Linked DNA regions of Mus musculus: region 2 is linked to region 1. A link is a loop called in an ENCODE intact Hi-C map of the cell type or tissue named here. Cell type or tissue: gastrocnemius. All regions are shown on one strand. Each heading gives the region's core, and the rest is flanking DNA. Links, peaks and the distances in the headings are about the cores only. Region 1 holds the start of Ankrd46 (ankyrin repeat domain 46). Region 2 overlaps Ywhaz (tyrosine 3-monooxygenase/tryptophan 5-monooxygenase activation protein, zeta polypeptide).

Region 1 (5,376 bases), core at 211-5,210:
CCCAGAGGCTCCTTGTGAGTCCTCCAGCAGGCTGGTGTTCTCTAGGTTTCTGTGTTTGCTGTGCCCTCGTTTGTTGACCCTTGCCCCTGCCTGCACCATCACTATCACTTCAGAGCATTCTCTCGGACATGATTTCCTACTGTAAAGCTGTCTAAGCTCCTCTCCCAGCACGGCCTACCCCTGCCCTGCTTTGCTCTTCTTAGTCATTGTTACCATCTAGCTGGATTTATTTCCACTTTTAAGCAGATCACTTTATTATCCCCATCTTCCTGCAGGGGACATTAACTCCATTAGATCAAGGACTTAGGTTACCCCTGGTTCTTAGAATTGCCCCACCATGAAAATCAGGCTGTGGGTCAGCTGTATGAACCCTGGCAACGCAACTCTTTATGGGGTGGGAGGGGCAGTATGAGCCAGGGTTTCTCTGTGTAACAGCTCTGGCTGTCCTCTATGTAGACCAGGCTAGCCTCTAAGTTTCAGAGATCTGCCTGCCTCTACCTCCCTCGTACTAGGATTAAAGGCTTGTGCTGACACATCTCATGCAGCTCTGGACAACACAACTCTTAAATCCTAATGAATTAAATCCTAGTGTATGAAATCCTAACACATTAAATCCTAATACAGCTAAGCAAATTGGGACTCGGTGGTGGTTAGCTTTGGTTGTCAGAAGGAGAAAGCCCCGGGAAGGGAGTGTCAGAGGAAGTGTCTAGGTTAGGTTGGCCTATGGACACGCCTACGGGGGATTTGTGACCTGCAAAGCTGCAATCCGACTAGCTGCCTCAAGTCCCTGTCACCATCACTTCTCCATGGTGACAGACTGGAGTCCTCTGTCTTTGTCTCCGCAATAGTAAAGGAACTTAGTTAGACTCTAACGCCCCAGTCTCTGGGACTGGGAAATCACATCCCCAGTCTCACAGTGCAAACCCTTGATCCTGCAGTCACTAGCTCAGTTTGCTTACAGGTTGTGCTGTGTATCCTTCGTTCCTCACCACGTAGCAGTTCTCTCCCACGTCTCTCTGGTATCCTGTGAGACACTAGCTTCTTGTAGGAGTCGGGGAATCTTTCTGCTTGGCAGAATGCTATGTGTGCAAGGTACACTCACTAGAACTGCTGTGAAAATACAACTAACCAACACACAGCTAATGTGGATAGACAATCACAGACGCACTCCTCCATCAAATCAACCTATGCTGAAACAGTAAGAATCCAGGACATTTAACTTTATTATCACTACAAGGCTTAAAGAACAAATGCATTTCTCATTAAACTCCCTTGAAACTAAAAGGACAGTGGCACAGGCTCTTGCATACTCCATAAGCATAAGTCTAAGAGAAACCAGTTCAGGCTACGAATTCTATCAATAAACAAAAATCTTAAGGAACACTACTACCTTTGCAAGGTAAAGGGATGCTGGCGTGAAGTCTTGGGCGTCTCCGGTCCCACTTAGTCTGCCAACTGTCTGGGCTTGGACAGGTTGACTTAAGACTCTGTGCCTCAGCTTCTTTATCTGCAAATCAGAGATGGTACTTGTCAGGGTTGTTGCAAAGATTTTAAAAAGGACCATTAGGCACAATATCTGACATGAAGATAGCCAGCTGTTACTGTAACATGAAAAATCACCACACCACTGATGGCACCTTGGGAAGCGCCTAAGTACTAATGCCACGTTCTGAAGAGTGGGCAGTGTTATTTACTCTTCAATAACACACACTTATTACATTCCGCAGCCAATTCTAGAGTCTGTGGAACGCTGTTAAAATAAATGTCTTCTCCCTAAGACGGTTGTTGGGAAATCCGGAGAGGAAGCAACTGCGTTTTAACGACGCGTGTCAAGTGTGAAAGTTCATGATCACCTGAGGCCTAAGCGCAAAGTGTGCAAATCTTTTCTCTCCGCGGATACCCTGGGCAGTGTGACAGTCCGGACAGATCACACGCACCTCCACAGCGCCCACGCACGCCCGGGCTTCGGTCTCCTCGTGAACCGCTAAGGTGTTGACAATTCCTAGCTATGCTTTGAATCCCTGCCTGGGAAGGACGCCGCCATCGGGCTGGGGCGTGGGCTGCCTGAGACCCGCGAATACCCGCGGGCATCATCCGCGCAAGCTCCCAGGCCTGACCCGGGCCCTCCTGCCAGCATCGCCCGCGCGGAAGCCGCTCGGACCCGCGCCGGGCTCCACGGCCCTCAGAGGAGCTGTCACCGGCTCCCGCCCAGCTGCTGCCCACGGCCCCGGCCCTGGTACCTGCGCCCGCGGCAGCAGTGATGGCAGCAGCTCCTCCTCTCCAGCGGCGACAGGCGGGGCGCGGACGACCACAGAGGTGGAGCTCGCGAGGGCAGAGCGGCCTCGCACCCCGCGGCGGCGCGCCCCCTGCAGGCGGGAGGCTCTCATGGCGGTTCGGCCTCTAGCCAGCATCGCGCACATTCACCCCTTTTAAAAAACATACATCCCATTCCCTCAACTAAGTAGAAATTTAAAAGGCAGAAACAAATATATTAAGTGCCACGCGCATTAATTTATTAGTTTAGGGCTGCAGGGGAGGTGTTTAAAATCTGAATCCACAAGTTAGCAAATAATGGCTGACAAGTCTACTCTAAGCTATAATCCTGCCGAGTTATTATTCAGAGTGAATGCTTACACCCACTTATAAGGGTTCCTTGACTTATCATGACATGTGAAAATGATGATACACCCATATATGGAACATTCTTTCACAGAGCTTCTCTCTCTCTCTCTATCTCTCTCTCTCTCTCTCAACTCCAGTCATATAGCCAAGGTGACTTCTTTTAAACACTGTTCTACAAATTCTAGTATCATCCAACCCACCAGATGACCCTGTAGGGTGTTGTCTGTTCAAGAATTACATCTAAGTCGTCCTCCCGCCCCCAGCCCCCGGCAATGTCAAATAGATGTATAGGAGTATTGCCTGGCTTAAGGAAACCTCATATTCCTTTCATTTAAGGATTATAAGAAGGCTGGAGAGATAGCTCAGTTGGTAAAGGACCTGCATTGCAAGCATAAGGTCCTGAAGTCACCCCAGAACCCACATAAAAAGCCAAGCATGCTGGCATGTGGTAATCCAAGTTCTGGCTAGTAGGAGATAGCTGGGTCTCAGTGGTCCCCCTGACCAGTCTGCCAGCCTGGGCTATTCATGGGCTTTAATGAGAGTCCTCTCAAAAAAAAATCAAGATGATTGGCTCTTAAGGTATGTCACCTGAGGCTGACCTCTGGTCTCCATGTGCAAGTGCATGTTAAGTGTTTGCACACTCATGTTTGTGAATGCATGGGCCTGTGCACATATACACACACAGGCCACACACCAGGGCAGGGTGAGCTCAGCCATCCCCAGGGCTGCCAATCATCTTTAGCTATTTAACATTTACTTGTGCAGTGACTGACTATAAATATTCTGTAAATTGGGGATACATTAATCAATTTGTCAGTGGCTAAGTCCATAATATCTTCATATATGCCCATGCACTGTGCCAAATCATTGGGTAATTTAAATGATAATTCTATTCTTACAATTTATTCTTCCCCGGTTGGTGTATCAAACAACTTGAGAGTTTATTGATTGTATTCTAATTTATCTTTTCTTCTTCACGAATTATGGCTTCTGATCAATGGGGAAAATGTAAGGACTGTGAAGGCAGCTTTTTTTCTTCCTCTGAGGAGATTAAGGAAATGGACTGTGAGTTGCCTGTGCTCTCTGAATCCTTGTCCCCATGTCTGCGGACTTGACACAGTGAAGACTGAACATCTTCATAGATGATACTTTTATATCCCAGCAATATCTTGATACTTAATGGGAGTGACCATAAATCAAAGATTATATTTAGTCATTTTACATGCCAGGAAGGCGCACAGTGTTATCACCCTGCTAAAATCCAAGTGCTACATTGCTTTTCGAGGCTCTTCAGAAACTCCCTACCTTACTCAGCTTCTAAAGCCACCTCTGTCCCCCTGCTGTGGCCATTCCTCCATTCGATGCCTTTTCTCTTCCCTGGATTTCGCCTCCATGCCAGAATCTTCTCAGACTTTCTCTCACATCTTATCACACTCCTGTGCTTTGTGGGAGACTCTTAGATGCTCTAGAATGATCTCCTCATCTCAGGACCCTCGTTTGGATGATCACTCTCGAAAAGTCCCCTTTCCCTGGAGTGACACTATCTACATGGCGTCTAGAGTCACCCAGGAGGTGCCCTGGGTGGGCCTGGAGAGCATTATCTTGGTTACATTAACTGAACTAGGAAGACCCATCCTTTTCGGGCAACACCATTCCCTGGCTGTGACCTTGGCCTGTGTCCACAGAGAAGGGAACTGAGCAGAAGCAGGCACCCGTTGCTGTCCACTTCCTGACTGTGGATGCACTCTGACCAGCTGTCTCAAGCGTTTATGGCCACAGCTTCTCTGAAGAGATGGACTGTGCCCTGAACTATGAGCCAAAACTAAGCTTTTCATTCCACAAGCTTTCTTTGTCACCTTTCTTTATCACAGAAACAGAGAAAGAAACTAAGACACTACGCAGAGCTGCATGTGTGTAGGTTCTGGAGACTGTGGGGAAGCGGACATTTAAAGGCTGCCATCTGTGTCTGATCTTAGACTTTAATCAGGAAAACGTCCCTCTGTGTATTCGTCACCACAGATACATTTGGTTGCAAGTTCCAACTGGGATAAGATAATGGAATAAAGGAGCCTTTTCCATTGAGGAAAAGACAGCAGTGATGTGTTTGGATAAATGTTTATTCTGAGACTCCATATTTATTCTTCGGAGTTAGAGGGCACCACGTGTATGGCTCCTGTGGTGATAGCGAAGGATCGATCTGTGTTACAGAGTCCCACGTTTACCCTTGAATTCTCAGCACCTCCACAAGAGGATGGGCACGTGGGCTGCATTGGGGATTATTTGCTTAGTGGGTCTCCACCGAGTGGCACAGTGGAATCACCCCAGGAACTTTAAAATCACCTGCGCCCAGTCAAGACCGATTCAAAGTTGTACAAGAGCGGAGTGTGGGCGGCTGTGTTTCTGCTGCTCCAGGAATCCGAATGTGTAACAGGGCTGGGTGGAGAAGGCCGAGTTAGATCCAAGCAAGGCGAGGACAGAAGATTGCTCAGAGCAGGAAATGAAAGTCTAGGTTGTGCTGATTAAGCCTTCCTACATGGTCTCAGAAAATGCAGAAGACTTTTAAAAATACAAATGGGGACCCTAGTCTGAAGAATACAATCCTCTAGTCAGAACCAGTTCTCTGTGCAGAAAGAGATGTGTTCAGAATGCTGAAGTGTTTTTTAAAAAACACTCAGGACTTGTAAAGAAAGAGGTCCCTCCTAATGCAGGGTTAACAGTGCATGCCTTTAATCCCAGCTCTCAGGAGGCAAAGGC
Region 2 (5,376 bases), core at 180-5,179, 280 kb after region 1:
ATCATGATTTACTTGTGCTGAATAAGCACACAACTGACTATGGGATGACAAAGAAACTACTCAAGACCTGAAAATGCAAAGGAGTAACTTATGACAATTTAAATCCAAAATGATATCTCATAAATACTGGCAATGTTTTCAATAAGGTAGTCTTCTTTTTCGTGTGATTAGACAGTAGATAGGACACTGTATTCAGTTTTCCAGCCATACCCAGCAGACTGCCTTAGGTACTCACTGTTAAGTTGTCTCTCAGTAACTGCATTATTAGCGTGCTGTCTTTGTACGACTCTTCACTTAATGTATCAAGTTCAGCAATGGCTTCATCGAAAGCCTACAAATGCAAAACAAAGTACACCTCAGAATTCAAATAACAAAGACTGCCCAATTCCTAAGGAACTGGTAAAATACATACTGTTTTTGCAAGAGAGCAGGCTTTCTCTGGGGAGTTCAGGATCTCGTAATAGAACACAGAGAAGTTGAGGGCCAGACCCAGTCTGATGGGGTGTGTCGGCTGCATCTCCTTTTTGCTGATTTCAAATGCTTCTTGGTATGCTTGCTGTGACTGGTCCACAATTCCTAGATAATGCAACACAGTAAAATGCATTTTCAAAGTCAATGCTGCAGCTTTACTTAAGCCAAACTTTTCATTTACGATCACACATGTCCTCTGACATTCTTAATCAAATTATACTCTTTAAAACAAACAATGCTGTCCTGGATCACACTAGCCACTCGCTACTGTTGTCAAGAGAAGAGCAGCTCAGAGTGGGGCTGGGATGAAATGATAACTCTGAGGCAAAGATCACTGGCTGACTGATCTTCCAGTGGAGCCTGGTTCAAAATTCCCAGAACCCTAAGGACAGCTCACAACAGTCTGTAACTACAGTTCCAGGGCATCCAATTGCGCTGCTCTGACCTCCAACAATACTGGGCATGTGTATGTGCACAGACACGTGCAGGCCAAACACCCTTACACACAACCATCCAATCATTGTCTAGTGATTTCCTCATTCCACTCTAGGGTTACACCTATGCAGACAGTGAGGAAACATTCTTATACAAATAGCTTTTCAAAAAGCTTCAAGTTTAAAATACCAAAATAGGCAAGACACAAGACAGAGAAAGTAAGAGCCCTACATATAGCCAGCACCTCAGTGCTTGAAGGAAGAACGAATACTTCAAAGGGTGGGCATCCACACCAGAACTGCTTCATGTAAGCTCAGCCAAGCAAAACCAGCTTACCTTTCTTGTCATCACCAGCAGCAACCTCGGCCAAGTAACGGTAGTAGTCACCCTTCATTTTCAAATAGAAGACTTTGCTTTCTGGTTGCGAAGCATTGGGGATCAAGAACTTTTCCAAAAGAGACTTCAGAAGAAAAGAAACAGAAATAGTAAGGAGACAACACTTACAAACCAAAGTTAAGCAAACACCAGAGACTGAATTGTAAAAGTCAAAACAAAACCTTAATTTTTCTAATAACCCAGCAGTTCAGAGTGCTGGTGCAGGAGGATTGCTGTGGATGAGACCAGCCTAGACTGCAAATGGACACTAACTCAAAAATTAAATCAACAAGTAAATCAAGGCAGGGAAAAGGCCAGATGGAAAAAACCCTTTCATCTCATCATAGCAATTTATTTTTCTTATTTACAGATCCTCACAAATGGAAATTTTCATTCTGTAGCTTTGCTTAAAACTATTAGTGTAGAGCTTACTGGAACTGTTACATACTAAATAAAACCAACTTCAAACAAATAATGTAACTGCATTGGAGAGAAAAAGGTAGAACAGAGTGAATAAATAAAAGTCAGTCTCTCACCATACCTACTTCCTTGAACACCACTGCTTTGAAATCAAAGTGATGTCCGTGCTCATCTGGGCTGAAGCCCAGATATGCCAATTCTTACAAGAAGTGTGCCTAGATTCTGGTTTCTATTCTCCGAAAAGACTCGAGATTCTTGAATATCTATAATCCAATGATGGAGGACAGAACTGAACAAATTTTAATCCTACTGCTTAATCTATGCATGTAGATAGGCCATAAAGATACGGTTAAGAGTGAGTGACTCTATCCCTCATAATGTACAAACGTGGCAGCTGGCATGCGCACCTTTGTAATCTCAACACTTAAAGGCAACACAGGTCACCCAAAGGTTAGGAAAGTATCTCAGTGACCCTGTGCTGGCCTAGCAAAGCCACAGAATCGACTTGCATGTGTGGAGGGTGTAATGGAAAACCCTAAAGCTGGACAGATACTCCTTTGGGAAGTGTTGATAAATGTTCACGGGAATTAGCAACCTACTTTATTAGTAATTTCTGTATTCCTAAAAAACATATCAGGAGCAGGGCAGTGGTGGCACACATCTTTAATCCCAGCACTTAAGAGGCAGAGGAGCCGGTTCCTGAGTTCCAGTTGAGTCTAGCTAGAGCATGCTTCAGAGTTCCAGTTGAGACCCTTCTGAAAAACCAAAACCAACCAAACCAAGCCAAACCCCTTATTGGGAATTGCAGTAACAGATCAACAGCAATCCCTCAGCCTCCCCACTTAAGTGACTCACTTAACTTTCAGTGTGTCTATCAAAACACCCATTTTAGAATAAGCACAGCAATGTCTAAAGCTCTCTGAAATAAAACGAGGACCCTATGAACAAAGCATCTAGTTTGATGCACAAAAGCCACACACACATATTCTGGGGATAATCACAGGCCCTCAGAACCATGAGTTTTTTATTCAAACCAACAGCAACCAAAATCATTTGAAAAAGTAACTTTCAACTTACAATAGGTACTAGCATGTATTGGGGCCTGGGAATCTATTCATGTGGCCAGAGTGACAGCTGCATTTCTCCATCTTCCTCACAGAAAAAGCTATCAGTACAAAGGCTATCAATTAACCTCCTACTTCCAAAGACTATATAATGTTTTATTTTTAAACTGTGAGTGCATAGAACCCAGATAGCAGCTCCTTAACTATTTGTGTTTCAGGGGAATCTGGCCACTCTTCAAGGACACCAGGCTGCACACGGTGCAAACACATGCATACAGACAAAACACCCCACACAGAAAACAGTAAGATAATAGACAATAATGCTGATTGCTTGTACTGTCATGGAAATAGTCATGACTGCACAGGAGGATGAGTGAAGAATGACTCTCAAGTGCCTGCATATCACTGCTAATGCCTGTAACTTTCTAGTCACATGTGCTACATGCTGCTCACCTTAAAATACAGCAACTGTTTATACTGTCCACCCACTTCCAAAGAACAGGAAATAAAAATGTGGGCTAAAATACTTTTTAATGCTAACACATTCTTCCTAAACCTAATTTTTATAGGCACTTGAGTTTCACCTCTATTGTGTCTACTTCCAAAGGTTTTAGTTTAAGGAGAACAAGGACATATCCTTTGTAAGGCAGTCAGGGACTAGTGTTACTGGAAGATAGAGAAAATGGAAGGCTTAGTTTGTCCTTTGTTTTCTTAGAGTAGGTACAATTATTAAAACAATTTTACACCTTTTAACTTTCACGCAGTCAGTTTTGTTCTTTAAGCTACAACCTCAACACTGCCCAGGTGTAAACTGAACTCATAGGCTCAAGTGATCATGCCTCCACCCTACTATAAGGTAGAGTAGTAGGGTCTCATGGGTTTAAATTTTATAAGCTAAACACCACTACCCAAAACCCATCATGTTGCCTGCTTCTAAGACACTCAAATATTAAATTCTGACTGAATTACAATGAATGAATTCTTCAACAGCCTACTTTAAAAACAAGAATTTTACAACAAGCTTCAGTAGAAAAATTTTTATTATCTTAGTACCTTAAAGACCCATCTCTCAAATACAAAAATAAACAAAGCTCACTATTTAATTTTTAAACAATTAAGATACAATATAAACTGAGGCTGATTCTATCAGATAATGAATATTTTCCTAAGAGAAAAAAAAATATTCTGTGTCTCTGACACCCCAAGTGCTCACTTTGGAGGACACAGAGGTGTCAGAGCAAGCACAAGCATTCCCAAGCTGCAGCCACATAGCAGGCTGTCTACACTTGCATGAGACAGAGGAAATCACTCTCTAGACCAAAGGTCAACAAAGACCAGTGAGAAACTGGTCATCGAGGTAGCACAAGTATCTTGTTTCACTACGTTAATTTCAAGGTTTGCTTTCCATTTTATCCCAGGAAAAGTATCCCCAATCAATCATGAATCCTCAGATTTCCTAGAAATTTGAGAGCACATTTCCTCCCCTGCCCCCCCTTTTAGAGCAAAGACATTTTAGATCATACAATTTTAAAAAAAATATTTATTTATCATATGTAAGTACACTGTAGCTGTCTTCAGATACCCCAGAAAAGGGCATCAGATCTCATTACAGGTGGTTATGAGTCACCATGTGGTTGCTGGGTTTTGAACTCAGGACCTTGGAAGCAGTCAGTGCTCTTACTGGCTGAGTCATCTCTCCAGCCCATATAGATCACACAACTTTTAACAAAGTAATTTATAGTTTACCCTTTAAAAAAAAAAAAGTGGATACTTTTAAAGGTTTTGTTTGATGAGACCTGGGTATTCTCAGGCCTCCTGTGGGCCGATTTTGAGACAATGGCCATCAGTCAGGTTTTTCCCGTCAAAGCCCTTTACTGTACCAACAGACTGCAGTGCTGGTGCTGTAGCAGGACAAAGCACACTTCCCAAGCATGGCTTGCTCACTGTAATGTGACACCACACCTGAACCTCTGCCCCAAAGAGAGCCTGAAGTCATGTGACAAAGAATTACAAATGCAAGCAAACCGTGTGCCAGGAAAGGAACACCAAGACCATAAAAAGCTGCCGGAAAAGTTGCCCAGCTAACAGACAGTAAGTCAGCTGTGCAGGGGAATAGAATTCCGGAACCATCTAATAAATACAATGGGTCAACATTATATTTAGGTAAAACCTTTAAGGGAACAATTTTGTTAGACTCCTGGTTAAATCATAAAAATTGAGGTTGGAGAGATGGCTCATTGGTTAAGAACGCTGGCTGCGCTTCCAGATAACCAAGGCTCCCAACCATCAGGACCGCCAGTCCCCAGGGGATCCTTTGGCCTCTAAGGGTACCAGGCATGCATGTGATGAACAGACACACATTTGGGGAAAGGAAGGAAGGAAGGAAGGAAGAGAGAGAGAAAGAAAGAAAGAGAGAGCGCGCAAGCAGGTAAGATGTCTCGCTGGCTAAAGGCCTCATGCCAAGACTGGTGGCATGATCTCAATGTTTCAGACCTCCACTGAAGGAAAACTGACTCCTGCAAAGTGTCCTGTGGTTTAGGTGCACGACTGCGTGCACGCACGCGCACAGAGTTAAAATATTTGTTTAAAGAGAAACCCTTAAAGTATCAAG

What was found. A loop is a pair of places that touch in the nucleus more often than their neighbours do. Peaks named below come from ENCODE experiments on the same cell type or tissue, not always from the same donor. Only the 100,000 strongest peaks of a DNase experiment are listed, where the experiment ranks them.
Region 2: it touches region 1 in a loop (5-fold over the local background); 3 of 42 quality-filtered maps call a loop at or near these places.

Annotation. Positions count from the first base shown.
Region 1 is chr15:36,494,487-36,499,862 of GRCm38, forward strand. Ankrd46 (ankyrin repeat domain 46) reads right to left here and starts at 2,305. Exons shown (of 5, transcript NM_175134.4): 1 at 2,241-2,305; 2 at 1,391-1,507. In gastrocnemius, for the core only: a CTCF peak has its summit at 2,366 (motif pointing left); a DNase peak (open chromatin) is centred at 2,315; H3K4me3 peaks cover 1,766 bases; H3K27ac peaks cover 1,732 bases.
Region 2 is chr15:36,775,004-36,780,379 of GRCm38, forward strand. It overlaps Ywhaz (tyrosine 3-monooxygenase/tryptophan 5-monooxygenase activation protein, zeta polypeptide), which reads right to left. Exons shown (of 7, transcript NM_011740.3): 4 at 1,243-1,366; 5 at 413-576; 6 at 236-331. Among named protein-coding and RNA genes, the nearest start is that of Ywhaz, 17 kb to the right of the region's middle. In gastrocnemius, for the core only: no CTCF peak of the experiment used is centred there; no DNase peak of the experiment used is centred there; H3K4me3 peaks cover 1,413 bases; H3K27ac peaks cover 1,168 bases.